2 separate regions of the Homo sapiens genome follow, and region 1 is linked to region 2. A link is an interaction called in ENCODE POLR2A ChIA-PET data of the cell type or tissue named here. Cell type or tissue: GM12878. All regions are shown on one strand. Each heading gives the region's core, and the rest is flanking DNA. Links, peaks and the distances in the headings are about the cores only.

The links. ChIA-PET counts read pairs that join two places held together with the same protein. Peaks named below come from ENCODE experiments on the same cell type or tissue, not always from the same donor. Only the 100,000 strongest peaks of a DNase experiment are listed, where the experiment ranks them.
Region 1: POLR2A ChIA-PET joins it to region 2 with 5 read pairs; 2 of 35 experiments call an interaction of 5 or more read pairs at or near these places.

What each region holds. Positions count from the first base shown.
Region 1 is chr15:95,421,681-95,430,149 of GRCh38, forward strand. No RefSeq gene overlaps it. Among named protein-coding and RNA genes, the nearest start is that of LINC00924, 7.2 kb to the right of the region's middle. In GM12878, for the core only: no CTCF peak of the experiment used is centred there; no DNase peak of the experiment used is centred there.
Region 2 is chr15:95,616,541-95,625,009 of GRCh38, forward strand. No RefSeq gene overlaps it. Among named protein-coding and RNA genes, the nearest start is that of LINC00924, 190 kb to the left of the region's middle. In GM12878, for the core only: no CTCF peak of the experiment used is centred there; a DNase peak (open chromatin) is centred at 4,641.

The sequences.
Region 1 (8,469 bases), core at 374-8,373, 190 kb before region 2:
CCCATTGTCTTTGGGATTAGCATTGGGATCCTCATTACTTTTGCAGATTTCTGCAGCCGGCTTGTATTTCTTCTCAGAAAATGGGATTTTCTTTTCTATTGCCTTGTCGGGCTGCAACTTTTCTGAACTTTTATGTTCTGTTTCCCTTTTAAAACTGAATGCTTTTAACAGCACCCAAGTCTGCTCTTGAATGCTTTGCTGCTTAGAAATGTCTTCCATCAGATACCCTAAATCATCTCTCTCTAGTTCAGAGTTCCACAAGTCTCTAGGGCAGAGGCAAAATGCCACCAGTCTCTTTGCTAAAATGTAACAAGAGTCACCTTTCCTCCAGTTTCCAACAAGTTCCTCATCTCATCTGAGACCACCTCAGCCTGGACCTTATTGTTCATATCACTATCAGCATTTCTGTCAAAATGTTTTGTCAAAACCCATGGAATGTCAAAGCCATTCAACAAATCTCTAGGAAGTTCCAAACTTTCCCACATTTTCCTCTCTTCTTCTGAGCCCTGCAAACTGTTCCAACCTCTGCTTTTTACCCAGTTCCAAAGTCGCTTTCACATTTTCGGATATCTTTTCAGTAACGTCCCACTCTACTGGTACCAATTTACTGTATTAGTTACTTCTCATGCTGCTGATAAAAACTTACCTGAGACTGGGCAATTTACAAAAGAAAACGGTTTAATTGGACTTACAGTTCTGTGTGGCTGGGGAAGCCTCAAAATCGTGTCAGAAGGCAAGGAAGAGCAAGTCACATCTTACATGGATGGCAGCAGGCAAAGAGAGAGCTTGTGCAGGGGAATTCCTCTTTTTCAAACCATCAGATCTCATGAGACTTACTCACAATCATGAGAACAGCAAGGGAAAGACTTGCCCCCATGATTCAATTACCTCCCACCTGGTCCCTCCCACAGCAGGTGGGAATTCAAGATGAGACTTGGGTGGGGACACAGCCAAACCATATTGGTACTATTTAGTGATTTCATGAGTTGTTACAATAACTAGAAAATGTTTTCTAATTTAAAGTACATTTTGATGATGTAAAAATGAAAGGAAATGAAAGTTAAAAACATCTGGTCAACACACCTATTAGAAGGACCAAAATCTAAAACACTGATAACACCAAACGCTAGTGAGGATGTAGAGCAACAAAAACCTGCCTTTATTTCTGGTGGAAATGCAAAATTGTACAGCTCCTTTGGAAGACACTTTTACGGTTTCCTACAAAACTAAACATACTGTTACCATATGATTCAGCAATTGTAATCCTTCATATTTACTCAAATGAATGGAAAACTTATGTCAAAGAAAAAAACTTGCACAGAGATGTTTATAACAGCTTTATTCATAATTACCAGAACTTGAAAATGTCCTTCAAGAGGTGGATGGATAAATAAATCTTGGCACATCTAAACAATGGAATACTATTCAGTGCTAAAAGAAATGAACTATCAAGGGATGGAAAGACATGGAGGAAGCTTAAGTGCATATTACTAAGTGAAAAAAGTCAATGTGAAAGGGGTACAGACTGTACAATTCCAAGTTCACGACATTGTGGAAAAGGCGAAACTATGGAGACAGTAGAAGGATCAGTGGTTGCTAGAGGCTGGGAGGAGGGCTAGATGAATAAGCCTAGCACAGTGGATTTTTAGAGTGATAAAATTAGTCAGTATGATACTAAAGTGGTGGATGCATGTCATTGTACATTTGTCAAAACCCATAGAATGTACCTAACCAAGAGTGAGCCCTAATTTCAACTGTGGACTTTGGGTAATAGTGATGTGTTAATGTAGGTTCATGAATTGAAACAAATATACCACCAGTGTTAGGGTTCTCTAGAGGGACAGAACTAATAGGATAGATAGATAGATATAGATATATACATATATACACACACATACTAAATAACCTCCCATATATACACATATACATACATATATGTGTGTGTATATACACATACATATATAATAAACTCCCATATATGTATGTGTGTATATATGTGTATAGAGTATCCTTATGTACGTATTTATGTATAGAGTATCCTTTTCTACTTTAAACTCCCATATACATATATATGTGTGTGTGTGTGTGTGTGTGTGTGTGTGTGGGAGTTTATTAAGTAGTGTTAACTCACACGAGCATAAGATCCCACAATAGGCCATCTGAAAGTTGAGGAGCAAGGAAGCCAGTCTGAGTCCCAAAGCTGAAGAACTTTGAGTCTGATGTTCGAGGGCAGGAAGCACCCAGCACAGGAGAAAGATGTAGGCTGGGAGGCTAAACCAGTCTAGTCTTTTAACATTCTTCTGCCTCCTTTTTATTCAGGCTGAGCTGGCAGCTGATTAGATTGTACCCACACAGATGAAGAGTGGGTCTGCCTTTCTCAGCCCATTGACTCAAATGTTAATCTCCTTTGGCAACACTCTTACAGACACACCTAGGATCAATAATTTGCATCTTTTAATCCAATCAAATTGACACTCAGTATTAACCATCACACCTGCAAAATGCAGGATGGAGGTAGCAGGGGAGGTTGTATGTATGGAAGGGCAAGTGGGAGGTGAAAAAGAGAAGAAAGATCTGGAAAAAAAACAAAAAGTAACTTTGCCTCTAATTAAAAAAAAAACCAACTTGAGGAATGATTTACATGCAATAAAATGTACATTCTTTAAATGTAGACTTACATAATTTTTAACAAGTGTTTCTATCTGTGTATCCACCACTCCAGTCACGACACAGAATATATTCATCCCCACAGAAGTTCCCTGGGACCCATCCTAGTCAATTTCCTCCACCACTCAGAGATAATCAGTAGATATTTGTCACCATAGCTTAATTTTACTTCTTGAGTTTCTAATGAACATATCATACTCTATATATTCCTTTGTTTAGTATCCTTCACTGAGCATAATGCATATGATTTTTATATGTTCCTATAATAGTAATTCATTATTTTTTATTGTGGATAGTATGTCATTTTATGAATAACTACAATTTATCAATTCTCTTTTTGATGGGCATTAATTAGGTCTCCCACCTCCCAAGTTTGGCTACTCTAAAAAAAGCTACTATGAACATCCATATATATATGATTTTGTTTTCTTAAGTTATCTAGGAAAATTTGTTCACGAAGTGTATATATGTTTAATTCACTTTGTTAAACAGTTTTCAAGGTTTCCAAATGTACCATTTTACACCCCTACCAGCAATGTATGAGAGCTCCAGTTGTTCCTCATCTTCACCAACTCTTGATGTTGTCAAGCTTTTTAATTTTAGCCATTCTGGTGAAGTGATATCTCATTATGATTTTAATTTCCGTTTCCCTGATGGTTAATGAGTTTGAGATATTTTTACATAAATATTAGCTACATATATGCTTTCATCTGTGAAGTGTGAAGTGAATATATTCTCGCTGTTTCTAGCTTGCCCTTTAATTTAGTTTTTTTTAAGATTTTTTTTGAAGCACACACATTTTTGGTTTTAATGAAGTCTAATTAATGAACTCCAATTTATATATACATTTTAGTTGTTAATAATGTTGTTTCTTATCTAAGAAATGCTTGCCTACATCAAGGTCACAAACATCCTTTCCTATTTTGTTTTCTAGACGTTTTAAAGTTGTAACATTTCTATTTAGGCCCGTTATCCATCCTAAATTATAATAATTTTTATGTTTCATGTGAGGTTTTGAACAAGATTTATTTATTTTTCAGTGTATGTGCAATTGCTCTAGCACATTTTGTTGTATAGAGTATCCTTTTCTACTTTAAATGATCTTCGCAAGTTGGTAGTAAATTAGCTGATTGTATAAATGTGGATCTATATTCTCTGTTCTGGATTGTCTAATCTGTTCCATTGACCTACATGTTTTTTTTTTTTTGTTTTTTTTTTTTTTTTTTTTGCTGAGACAGGATCTCACTCTGTTGCCCAGGCTGGAGTGCAATGTCATGATCAGGACTCACTGCAACCTCAACCATATTGGCTCAGATGATCCTCCCTCCTCAACCTGCCAAGTACAGGCACATGCCACCACTCCTGGCTAAGTTTTGTATTTTTTATAGAGATGAGGGTTTGTCATGTTGCCCAGGCTGGTCTCAAATTCTCGGGCTCAATTGATCCACCAGCCTTGGCCTCCCAGAGTACTGGGATTACAGATGTGGGTCACAATGCCGGGTTGTTTTAATTTTTGTTATATCAGTATACTAAGTCTTGAGATTAAGTTATAAAATTGGACAAAATTTTCTTCATTTTTAAAATATTTTGGCTTTGCATTTTAATAGAAATTTTAGAATTAGCTTGATAACAGTTATTTTTGAATTCTGTGGGACATTAATTCACATTGCATTGCATGTATACTTTAAGTTGGAAGAAATCTGTCATGTTAAAAATATTGCATCATCCTATCTGTTGACATGAGATATGTCTCTATCTTTATTTAGTTATATCAGTAGATTTATCATTAAGTTTATTTACATCTTTTTTAATTCTCTGCAATATTTTATAGTTTTCACTTATACAGATATTGTGCATCTTTTGTCAAATTTACTCCTAAATATTTTGGTTTCTTTTGAAACTATTATACGTAGCAGCATCTTAACATTTTACTTCCCAATTATTTGTTACTGTTATATAGAAAAATAATTAATTTTTATATACTGACCTTGTATATTATAATTTTATATACTGACCTTGTATATTCTTTCTCTAATTAATTATACATATTGTTTGTTGGGGGAGAGGATAGTTTCCTTAGGATTCCTTATGGAAAACGCTTGTTTTTTGTGAATAATGATAGCTTTACTTTTTAAAAAAATCTATATGCCATTTATTTTTTTGTTACAGGTGAATTTTTAGAAAAAATAAAATAAAAGTGATGAAATAAAAATTTTCTTATCTTGTTTCTGATCTTAGATGGAAACACTAAACACTAAGTGAAATTTTTTTGTAGCTATCTTGATTATTTTGTAGTATCTTGATTGAGAATACTCCTATTTTTCTGAGAGTTTTTATCATAAATGGGCAAAAATTTGGTTTTTGTCAAATAATGTTTTCTGTCTCTCTTATGATAATCATGTTGTTTTCACTTTTATTTCATTAATGTGGTGAATTTAATTTATGAATGTTGAACCAACCTTGCATTCCTGGGACAAATCATGTGTGGACATAATATATTATCATTTTTATATATTGGTTTATTTTATTTCCTAATATTCTGGAGTTAGGGTTATGTTAAACTCACATATCAAATTAGTGTGTTTTTTTTCTTTCCTATTGTATGAAAGATATTATGTGATATTGGTATTTACTCTCTTTTAAATATTTCAAAGTGCTCACCATTAAAGTCATATGGGCCTGCTGAGAGGATTTTTGTTTAGTTGGTTGGTTGGTTGGTTTTCAGGATAGGAGGAACGAGATATATATATATATATATATATATATATATATATATAGAGAGAGAGAGAGAGAGAGAGAGAGAGAGATTTTAATTTTATATTTAACATTTTAATGTAGAGAGGTGTTATTATATTAACTGAATATTTGTATCCTCCCCAAAGTTTACACATTGAAGCCCTAATCCCTAGGGTGACTATCTTTAGAGATGGCACCCCCTAAGTTAAATGAGGTCAGAAAGGTGGGCCCTGACCCCATAGGATTATAAGAAGAGAAACTAGAGAGCTCTTTAACCTCCCATCTATCCCCCATATACACACACACATGCTGGAGAAAAGTCCATGTGAGGACACAGCAAGAAACTAGTCATCTAAGAACGAAGAAGAGAGCCCTCACCATAAACAAAATTGGTACCTCAAAATATTAAAAATGGAATGACCATATAATCCAGCAATTCTACTTCTGGGTGTATATCTAATGGAAATAAAACTACTACTTCAAAGAGGTATCCACATTCCTATAGTCGCATTATTTACAATAGGTAAGATATGGAAACAACGTAAGTGCCCATGAACAGATGAATAGATAAGAATACATAATAAGTATACACAATTAGCTCATGGTATCCTCAGGTTCTGCATCTACAAATTCAATCAACAACAGATCAAAATAATAAAATAATATGGCAATAAAAATAATACAAATAAAAATGCAGTAGGACTATTATTTGCATAGCATTTACATTGTATTAGGTATTATGAGTAATGTAAAGATGATATAGTATATATGAGAATGTGCATAGGTTTATATCCAAATACCTACATCATTTTATGTAAAGGACTTGTGCATTTGTGGATTTTGGTATCTTCAGGGAGTTCTAGAACCAATCTTCTGCTGATACCAAGGAATAACTTGGTATCAGCAGACAAACACAAACACATGCCACATAAATAATATGATACACACACACACACACACACACACACACACACACACAGTAAAATATTATTCAGCCTTAAAAAGGAAAAAAAATCTTCCATTATGACAACTCAGATGAATCTGGAGAACGTTATGCTAAGTGATATACGCCAGACACAGAAAACAAATACTGCATGACCTTTTTTATGTGAGGAATCTAAAAAAAGTTAAATTTATAATAACAGAGAGTAGAAAGGTGGTTGGAGCTGGGGAATAGGGAAAAGCGAGATGTTAGTAAAAGGGTACAAACATTAGTATAAAGATAAATAAGTTCTGGGAAACTAATGTACAGCATGTGACTATCCATAATAGATAATCATAACGTATTGTGTAGTTAAAATTTGTTAAGAGGCCAGATGCAGTGGCTTACGCCTGTAATCCCAGCACTTTGGGAAGCCAAGGCAGCCAGATCACCTGATGTCAGGAGTTCGAGATCAGCCTGGCCAACATGCTCTGTCACCCAGGCTGGAGTGTAGTGGCACAATCTTGGCTCACTGCAATCTCTGCCTCCCGGGTTCAAATGATTCTCCTGCCTCAGCCTCCTGAGTAGCTGAGATTACAGGCACCCACCAACACACCTGGCTAATTTTTATGTTTTTAGTAGAGACAGGGTTTCACCGTGTTGGCCAAGTTGGTCTCAAACTCCTGACATCAAGTGATCTGTCTGCCTTGGCCTCCCAAAAATGCTTGGATTACAGGCTCCATGGTATATTTTTTCCCATTAAAATTTTTTTTCAATCTACATGTTGTTTTATATTGAAAGTGCGTCTCTCTTACAAAGGATATATCTCTGAGTCTTTAAAAAACATTCATTCTGAAAATCCTCAAATTTTTACATGGAATCTGTTTCACCCATTTACATTTAATTTACTTACCTATACATATGTAAGTATAATATTTTGCTACTGGTTTCTTCTTTGTTCTATTTTTCTGTTGTGTTTTCTTTTTTCCTCTTGTTTCCTTTTGAGGTCGATAGAGTAATTTTCAATATTCCATTCTATCTCATCTACTGCCTTTTTAACTATATCTCTTTGCATTATTACTTTGGTGGTTGCTCTAGAGATTACAGTGTAGTGTACATTTCAATTTATCACAGTCTTTCTTGACTTAGCTTAATACTATTCTGTATCCAATGAAATAACCTTATAATAGTATAATTTCATTTACATTTTCTCCCACCTTTTGTGCTATTTTATTACACCATTTACTTATGCATATTATAAGCCCCATAATACTTTATGATTTTTTTCTTTAACCAATCTTTTGAATAACTTTTGACTTTTAAAAGTTTAAGAAAACAAAGAAAGCAGTCTATGTTTACCATTTCCTTGAGGCCCAGAGGCCTATGAAACCACAGACAGTGAAGCTGTGTGATGGTGTGATCCCAGTGAGATATCAGGACACAGAGATTCTGACAACCCTGGGACTGTGAGGCTGTGAAATCTTCCTCCCTCTACTCCCAGCCTCTGCGTAATCATCTAAATTCCCCTTTAAGTGGCTTCGCTGAGAGGATTCTCTTTGCCTTTGGGGCTCCCGCAGATCCACTGCCAAGGCATCCCATGAATTCATCAGAATGTCTGGCTTGTTTCTTCTAGTCTAAGCACAGACTGTTCTTTTCTGACAGCTTTGCTCATCAGCCCACCTGTCCCCAACTTTTCGCAACTGACCACTGGCTTTGAATGTGTCCTGTATTTTTTACTTACTTAGAAAAGGCTTGTCTTTCTGAAGTATAGTTCTTTTGAATTTCTTTGTGTCCACAGATTCTGATGGCATTAAAGAAAAGTAAGATTTTTGTGTTGTTGTTCAACTGGTGAGATATTTCATTGGAAATTAAAGTGTTCATTTCCTTCTATATCCCAAGAGAAAGGCTCTAGTATTCTCCTTCCTTCCTTCCTTCCTTCCTTCCTTCCCTCCTTCCTCCCTTCCTTCCTTCCTTCCATCCTTGCTTCTTTCCTTGGTCCTTCCTTCCTTTCTTTATTTTCCTTCTTTCCTTCCTTCCTTCCTTCTTTCCTTGGTCCTTCCTTTCCTTCCTTCCTTCCTTCCTTCCTTTCCTTCCTTTCTTCCTTCCTATATATTTATTTCCCACACCCCATCTTTCCATAGTCC
Region 2 (8,469 bases), core at 75-8,074:
CAGTATGGGTCTCACTATAGGAAACACTGGAAGACAGTTTCTCTCTAGAGGTGACTGAGGTGAAGAACTTAAAGTCTTCATACTTACCATCTATTATTACAAGATGGAAGGAGAAAGAGGAGGAAGCAGTCACTTGTTGAACACTCACTTGTACTACACTGAGCTAGGCACTTAGACAGAGTCCTCATTTAATCCCCTATTACCCTGTGGGGAGAATGTTAAATTTACAGATGTTAAAACTGAGGCTCACAGAGACAGCCAGTGAAAGATCTTGAATTTGAATTTTATGTTTTTCTAAATCCAAAGCTTGTATTTTTTTGTTTTTTTGTGTGTGTTTTCTTTCTTTCTTTTTTCTTTTCTTTTTTTTTGCTTCAGATTGCTTCTTATTGTTTTTAATTATTTTTTAAATAGCCCTACCTATACCTCATCACTGGGGAGTCTTACCAGTACAGTTGAAGGTTAATTATGTGAAAAATCTGCTGTGTTATGACAAAATGCCCTAATGCCAGAAGAGAGGTTGGCATTCAACATGCTAGTGAAAGATCAACCCAGCTGGCAAAGATGTATATAAATTGCTCCATAATTGACCTTCTCCGTGGCTTGCTCTTGTATGATCTAAATGTGATAAACTGTATAAAGGGCTAAGCTCAGTGCTTGGCAACCAGAAGACACTTCCTTGTAGTTAGGGTCCCAGATGTAGCAAATGAAAATTCAGTACAGCCAGTGAAATTCTGATTTCAGATTAAAAAGTGAATAATATTTTATCATAAGTATGTTCCATGCAACCTCTGGGATAGGCTTATATTAAAATCTCATTTAATGTTTTAAATCTGAGATTCAATTTGAATGAGGCATCCTCCAGTTTACTGTCAAGGCATTCTATAGTTTACAATACTGGTAGCGAGAAGAGTATTAAAGCCCAGTGTGGTAATCATACTCTCTCTGGAGAAAGATAATTTCCTTAAGTAATGGGGATAATAGTGCCTACTTCACAGGTAAACGGAAAGATTATAGGTGAACCTATACATAAAACACTTAATATATAGTTGGGATTTAGCACAGAAAACTAAATTGTTTATTTACCCTTTGTTCAGGGAGTTTAAAGCTCTGAGGTCCTCTGAAGCTGCACCTAATTTGGGATTCCTAGGGGAGAAAAAGGAGAGCTGGCTGCCCCCCAGGGTCATCTCTGGTATACTCTGTAAATCTCAGAATCTCTGTAGCAGTTCAAGACCACAACTTTTAATAACGGAAGCCTGGTAAAATATGTGTCAGATGCTGTTCTAAACGAATTACCCGTATCCAATTATTTAGTCCTCTCAACAACCCTATATGTTTACCATCTTTAGTTTTACAAATTGGGCTTGAGGCACAGAGTGGTAAAGTAACTGGCTTAGGGAATCCCTGACCGCACAGAACCAAGGCAGCCTGGTTCCAGAGTACAGGCCCTTACGCCTATACTAAGACCCAGGACACTGACCGATGAGCATGAATTCGGACTTTGTCATGCTTGATTGCCTGGGGTTCTGTGGTGGTCTGGCATCTGCTGCTTCCCACAGCATCTGAAGACAAGAGTTGAAAAAAGGTGAGTGGAGTGTGTGCAATTGTGGAATTGCCCATGGATGACATATTAAATCTCCTCTTGTAGAGACTTATCTTAAGGGATTAGCTGGGGATCTATTTTCTGTGTGCTGAAGAGAATACTGGTTGTGTGCCTGGGAAACCTGTTCTTGGACATGGGACACCATGTGTGGTGGTAGAGTCAGCACCACCACTGGTGATTTGCTACATCTCATGCTGAAACATGTGTGTTTCAGTTGGTTCTTCCTGCTGCTGAGAACATCCTGACATAGCGAGGGCCACAGCATTGCCAAGTGGGCATTTGCTCAATGAGACATAGCCATTCAGAGGCTACTCTGCAAGAGAGCAGTCGCAATCCACTGTGCCAATGATCGGCTGATTAGCTAAGCATTAGGGGTCTGAAGGGCCTACCTGAATCCAGATGGATTTCAATTAGGCCCCTTTTTAAATACTGTTAAAAAAATGTTTACTTAAAAGCACCATTAAACTACAAATGCTGCAAGAAAATCAAATCAACTCTTGAAACAACCACAATACCTAGAGGATAGCTGATGGATCACTGAGGCACTGTGCTAGGCGCTAGGGGAAACATCCTATACACATTTCTCAGGTAACCTTCCAGTTACACTTCAGGGTGGAAGGGTGACGTTAAGTGCTTTCCTTGCCATGGGACCGAAGGTAAATCAGGAAGGAATGGGAACTGATGAGTGCCAAAGTGACTTCATCATGAGCCTCCAATAGAATTTACACTTCCTGATGGAAAGATTCCAAGATTTTTAGTTGGAAAAGCTGCATTTAGAAAACAAATATGCGTAAGCTACCACATAGATGTATCTTGAGCACACTGTCATTTAACAATCACGGAAAGTCCATCGGGGAATGTTTAGAGAACACACAGCTTTCATTCTCCCCAAATTCTATATTATATCTATCCTTTGGTCAAGCCAAATAAGGTGACCATTGGTAATTAAATTACACCATCTTTCTCTCTTCCCTAAGATAATTTCTCTCAACCATCAGTGCACACTGGGAATCTCGGAGAAAGTAGCCCAGCATTGCTCTTGCTCATCCGTCAAAAGGTTGCCTTGAATATTGTTCACTCAGGTGTACAGCTTTCCCCTATGAGACTCCCAGGGAGAAACACCTGTCTGAAATTAGTACCAATAATAGTTGAAAATCGCCAAAGCTACTGGTGATTACTTATTTCATGGATGCTATAAACTATGTATCTGAAAATATTTCTCTTCACTTTGGCTTCTAGGAAGCTGAAAGCTAACTCTTAAATCTGCCCAGAGGATCAGTAAATACATTGTGGCCAATCTTATTGGTATCACTTTTTCACTATACTTTTTTTTCAAGTTAATTTTAATTCATTCACTTATATTATTTTAAGTATACCTTAAGGCAGACTCAATACTGTTCCAAAGACAACAAAAAAGGTAGGAAGGGAAAAGGAGAATAGGCGATAGTAACTTCAGAACGGTGATGTGCGTGAGAGTATGGTGTCAGTTGTAGACTGTTGTGCAAAAATAATATATTTACACTATTAGTAGTAGAAGTCATATCTAATAATGGTGTTAATACTATTATCAGCATTAGTATCCCTATTTTGGTAAGACAGTGATGAGTGGCAGGAAAGAGAAGAAGAGAACTGGCATTAAACCAAACTTGGTGCTAGCTGCTGAAGGCAGGCAATGGCATCCATTCCTCAAGAACGACCCATGAGAGGAGGGTGTTCACATGCTCACTGTATAACTGAGGAAACGGAGGCTGGTGGAGCAAGCTGGTGGAGGACCAGCATTAGTGGTGCTCAGGACGCACTGCTAATGCTGAGGCTGGTGTTGCTGTCCAGGTCTATCTGCTTCCGTCTTTGCGTTCTTTATAGCACCCTGTGGACAATGAGGCCAACATTCAGCCCTGTTTGTTTGCATACCTCATTTGTCTCAGAAAATATTTAAGAGGGTAGCACCTGTTACTTATTTTACGCTTAAAGCTTCGGAAAAGATTCCCTTCCTTGCAGAAGTCTTTCCTGGTTCAGTCACTTCCCTTCCATGTTCTCCCACTGTCACCACACACATCACGGTGTGTTCTTACCTTGAGTGCCCACTGGCTGGGAGCCTCCCAAGGACAGGATGGCAGTCCTGTCCAGCACTGTATTTGTGGGACCCTAGCAGACTACCTGGCTGATGGCTAGTGCTACTCAATAAATGTTAAATAAATGAGTGAGTGGCGACTGGAAAGTCTGAGGCTGCCAAGGGGTGTGTGTCTCACAATTTCTTCTTTGTGTCATCTCTTCCATTGCAGATGAAGAGCCATCTTCTTTCTTTTTATGGCTAGACCACCCACCTTCCCATTGACCGACTGTTATGTTGTCTGCCTCTTTAAATATCTTGTTACTTTCCCACCAACATTTTCAACCTCTCACCCCTTTACACTAGGTCCTCTACCAGTGACGAAGTATTCCTGAGTATCTTGTGTCCAGTTGTCCCTCACCCTAGCTGATCATCCAAACTACCTGGAGACATGTTGAAATCTGAGCCTCACCTTGGATTACTAAATTGGGATTTCCAGGATTAGGCCTAGGTATTAGTCTTTTTTTAAAAAAAAAAAAAAAAAAAAAAGCAAAACAAACCCCACCAACAATCCTTTACTCCCATAAATAAACCTCCTTTGTGGATGTAGAATCAGTGCTCGACAGCAATAGCTCACTCCAGATAACACTACTCATGTTCTGTTTTGAATAATTTTCTCTTGCTATTATTTCCTTCCAGATTGAAGCTTGAAGACAGTTTTTCTTTTTCACATAAACAGTGAGTTTATCATCTGGTCCCATCTCATTCTTCTGAATGTGCATAGACAAAGGTGTCTAAAAAGGTAGAATGCTGAATACTTTCTCAACTGGCAAGCTGAGAGAAAGGGAAACAGGCAGAAAGGGAGACAGGACAAAGCGGAAGGGCTCATGCTACACAGATGAGCACATTTATGCCCCATATTTCCCAACCTCTTCAGGGAAGGTTGAAGTATGAGATTCTTGCCAATAGTGAGTAAAAATAACAGTTTCACTTTCAGTTGGAGGTTTATAAGCAAGGGTGTGAGTTCTCCATACCCATCCTTCTCCCACCACAGAGGCCTTGAAAGATGTGTGTCCCAGAAGCTATATAACCAGGTATAAGCCACATGAGTCCCTCAATCCTCCTGGAGAAGTGTTCCACCCTGGAGAGCTGCTTCTCTTCCAGAGGACTTTGAACAAGAAAGAAACTATCTTTCATGTGATAGGCCACTGAGAGCTGGAAGTTTATTACCACAGTACAGCCTTTCCTATTCTGATTAATACAGAAATTGGAAACAGAAGTGAGAATTACTCACAACAAAAACTAAGAATAATTGCCATTGGCTGAGCAGTGGGGCAAGAAGGTGAGAAAATGAATATCATATTTGGGAAATATTAAAATATGGAGCTGCTTGTCATGCAATGCTCAATGTATTATACATTTCAAAACTGCTTAAAGAGTGGATTTTAAGTGTTCTCAACACAAAAGATAAGTGAAGTGATTGATATGTTAATTTGCTTGATTTAATAATTTCTAAATGTACGCATATATCAAAATATCACATCATACCTTAAAATGTATACAATTATTGTCAGTTAAAAATAAAATAATACAAAAGAAGTAACTTTAAACATTTCAAAACATATGTATAGAAAGCCTGTTACCCATGTTCATTTGGGAGACGGATGCTACCTATTGAAATAGGAGAAGACTTTGGAAAACAATATTTAGCTGCTCTTAATTGAATTTGGCAAGATATTATAAGAATGAGATGAGCTCAAGAGAAAAACAATGCCAGTTTGAAGGCAGCAATGCAAAGGAATAGGGTGATTTCAGATATTCCAGGCCCTATAAGGTTGGAGAATATGAGGACTTGTGGAGATGAGGTTAACAACACTTGGAGGGACAAGTGCTAGGTGAACATTTCATTTGATAAAAAAACTTCCAGGGCAAAGATCAAATTAGGTGTATGGAACCCTCTTCGTTGATTAAAGTACCTGATGGCAAAAGTCATACTATAGTTATGTCCTCCTCTGTGAAATCAAAAGGCCACCAAGTAGCCACCATAGAGTAGAAAGAGGAAGGCCTAGGAGAGAGGCACATGAACAGGAAAAGAAATAAAACTGTGAAGATGCTTTGGAGAAAACCTTGGGTAAGATTTGGGCACAAAAAACAGTGGAGGCAGGCTGGGCATGGTGGCTCATGCCTGTAATCCCAGCACTTTGGTAGGCCAAAACAGGTGGATCACCTGAGGTCAGGAGTTCAAAACTAGCCTGGCCAACATGGTGAAACTCCATCTCTACTAAAAATACAAAATTAGCTGGGCATGGTGGTACATGCCTGTAATCTCAGCTACTTGGGAGGCGGAGGCAGAAGAATCACTTGAACCTGGGAGGCAGAGATTGCAGTGAGCTGAGATCGTGCCATTGCACTCCAGCCTGGGTGACAAGAGCGAAACTCTGTCTAAGAAAAGAAAAAAGAAAGCAGTGAAGGCACCATTGGGTACCTTGGCAGGCCAGGAACTCAGCAATGAGAGACATGGTAGAATAAAACACATGGTAGATCCCTTGAGATCCACCCAGACAGGGACATAGAATACTAAGAATTACTATAGTATATTAAGGGCTTACTAAGTCCCAGGACCTGGACTAACTGTATGTATTTATCCTCATTTTATCCCTGTGAGATAAGCATAATTATTCTCATTTTAGAGGTGGACAAAATGAAGGCTTAGAGGAGTTAATTTCCTGAAGACCTGTTAACTATGAAGCAGCAGACCTAAGATTCCAATCTTATTGAAGAGAAACAGCACCAGTCATGTATTAAAGGAGGCAAGACAGATTTTATCCAGACTACTGCAACAGGAGACAGAAACTCCAGTATAAGCTGAGTTCAATGTCAACTAAGATAAAGATGACTAAGGTTATTAAAGGGAAAACAAAAAGAAAACAAAAAAAGGTTATGAGGAAATTTTAAAAAGAGGAAAAAAAAGAGACTGGGAGCCAGGTGTGGGGGGGAATGGAAAATGATAGAAGATGTGCTTTGCATGGTTTGGCAGCATATATTTCCATGAGCAAAGACTCAGCATGGGGTTGGGAATCCCTGTTATGGACATAGCCTAGTGCAGGTGGAAGCCAAGTTAAATTTGGTCCAGTCTCTCAGAACAGTGTTAGGGCAAGACCTTTGTGCCATGTGGGAGTGCACAGTTTACACTCTCGCCTGGATGACTTCAAAAACCATGCTTTTAACCTTAATTACATACCATCTGTGGACAAATGGATAGTTGCCAAACAATTTGAAAAATGATGCAGTGCTACAGTAAGGTAATACTGGATTGCCGGAGAGCATCGGAGGGTGAGGCATGGAAGTAGAATCTAAAAAAATGCATAGTTGGTGTCAAATGGTTTAATATGTGGCTCGAGATGAGTTTGGCATGATAAGCAGAAATTAGAGCTCAAAGGTACTTGAAAGTCAGGCCACAACATTTGAGTTTTCTCCTCAAGATCATGGAAACTGCTGTTCTCTAAAATGAATGAAGATTAATTAATTACATCAGCCAAAATTAGGTACCATGTTGATCTAAAATTGCCATCCCAAAGTAGAAGTTGCCACTGACCAGAGGCCATAAAGAACTCAAGCCACTGTAGGAATCTTAGATAACTGTAGAGGTTAATGGAAAAGGCAGAATTCTGTTCAGAGTGATTTCAGCACACCCCAAACGATTGGCCCGTGAATCTCACGTATACATTTTAGGCTGGAAAGTGATTTTCTTTTTAGACCCATTCGTCACACCAATTAATCAAGTCAAAGAATATGATATTGATCATTATTGGTCCCTTTGTCTCAAATCCAGAGGTTGGCTCTCATTTTATTCCTCAGGCCACCCATCAAGCCAGAGAGGAAGCAGGAATCATAACGCTCAGGATCTCCTGATGCTAACCTCTATCCTGAGACCACCAGGCTAGGCTGCCTCACCCTGAAAGAGCTATTTTATCCAGAGAAGGCCAAGCCTCAAAAAATTCTATGCTGGTCTGTTTTCTATGGAAGTTCCCAACATTGTGGATGCTTATCTGAATGCTATCTGAACTATTCACATCTCCAGGGAGAGCATAATTGGACTGGAAATTTCCTAAAAACAAACTTTCTTGTAAACGTTTCAGGCTGTCCTGGGTTGGGTCAGGCCAGAAATATCCCTTCTCTAGCCCTATGGCCTGAATTCTGCATCCTCTGAAGATGAGGACAGTTGAGACAGAAGAAGTAAGGCCCTGGTGAAAAATGACAGGGTGGCCTCAAGTCCCCCAACACTCCCACAACATTTTGATAGTGAGTCCTATCAAGATCTGGAAGTTTTCTCATCATCTGAAACAGAAGTCCCAGGTCCTTTGGGCACATCTCCAGGTGGCCTCATTAATGGTAAATTAAATAAAAGCATTTTCTTACTTTTCCCCACAGAAAGTAATGATATTTTAATAATGCTATGCCATTACTTTCTTGGGATAACAACAGCGAGGAGAATAGCGAGGAACATCAGGCCTGGAAAATTGCCCAGAATATAGCATTAGGTGGTTAAGCCACAGAAGAACCGAAGAAGGAAAAACAAGGCAAAGAAATACTTCAAACACCAAGACAGGAGCTGAAGAACAGCTATGCATATGTCACAATGTTAAGTCATTATTTCTTAACATTGGCTACTTGATGAATGATTGCTGTTTGGCCATTACAAACACCCGCCTAAGATACCTTCACTTGACTTTTTTTTTTCTTTTTCTTATTTGGATTTAACTACAGACAAACAGAAATGGCTTCTCAGGGAGCCATTCTCCTCTTAAAATGTAGATGT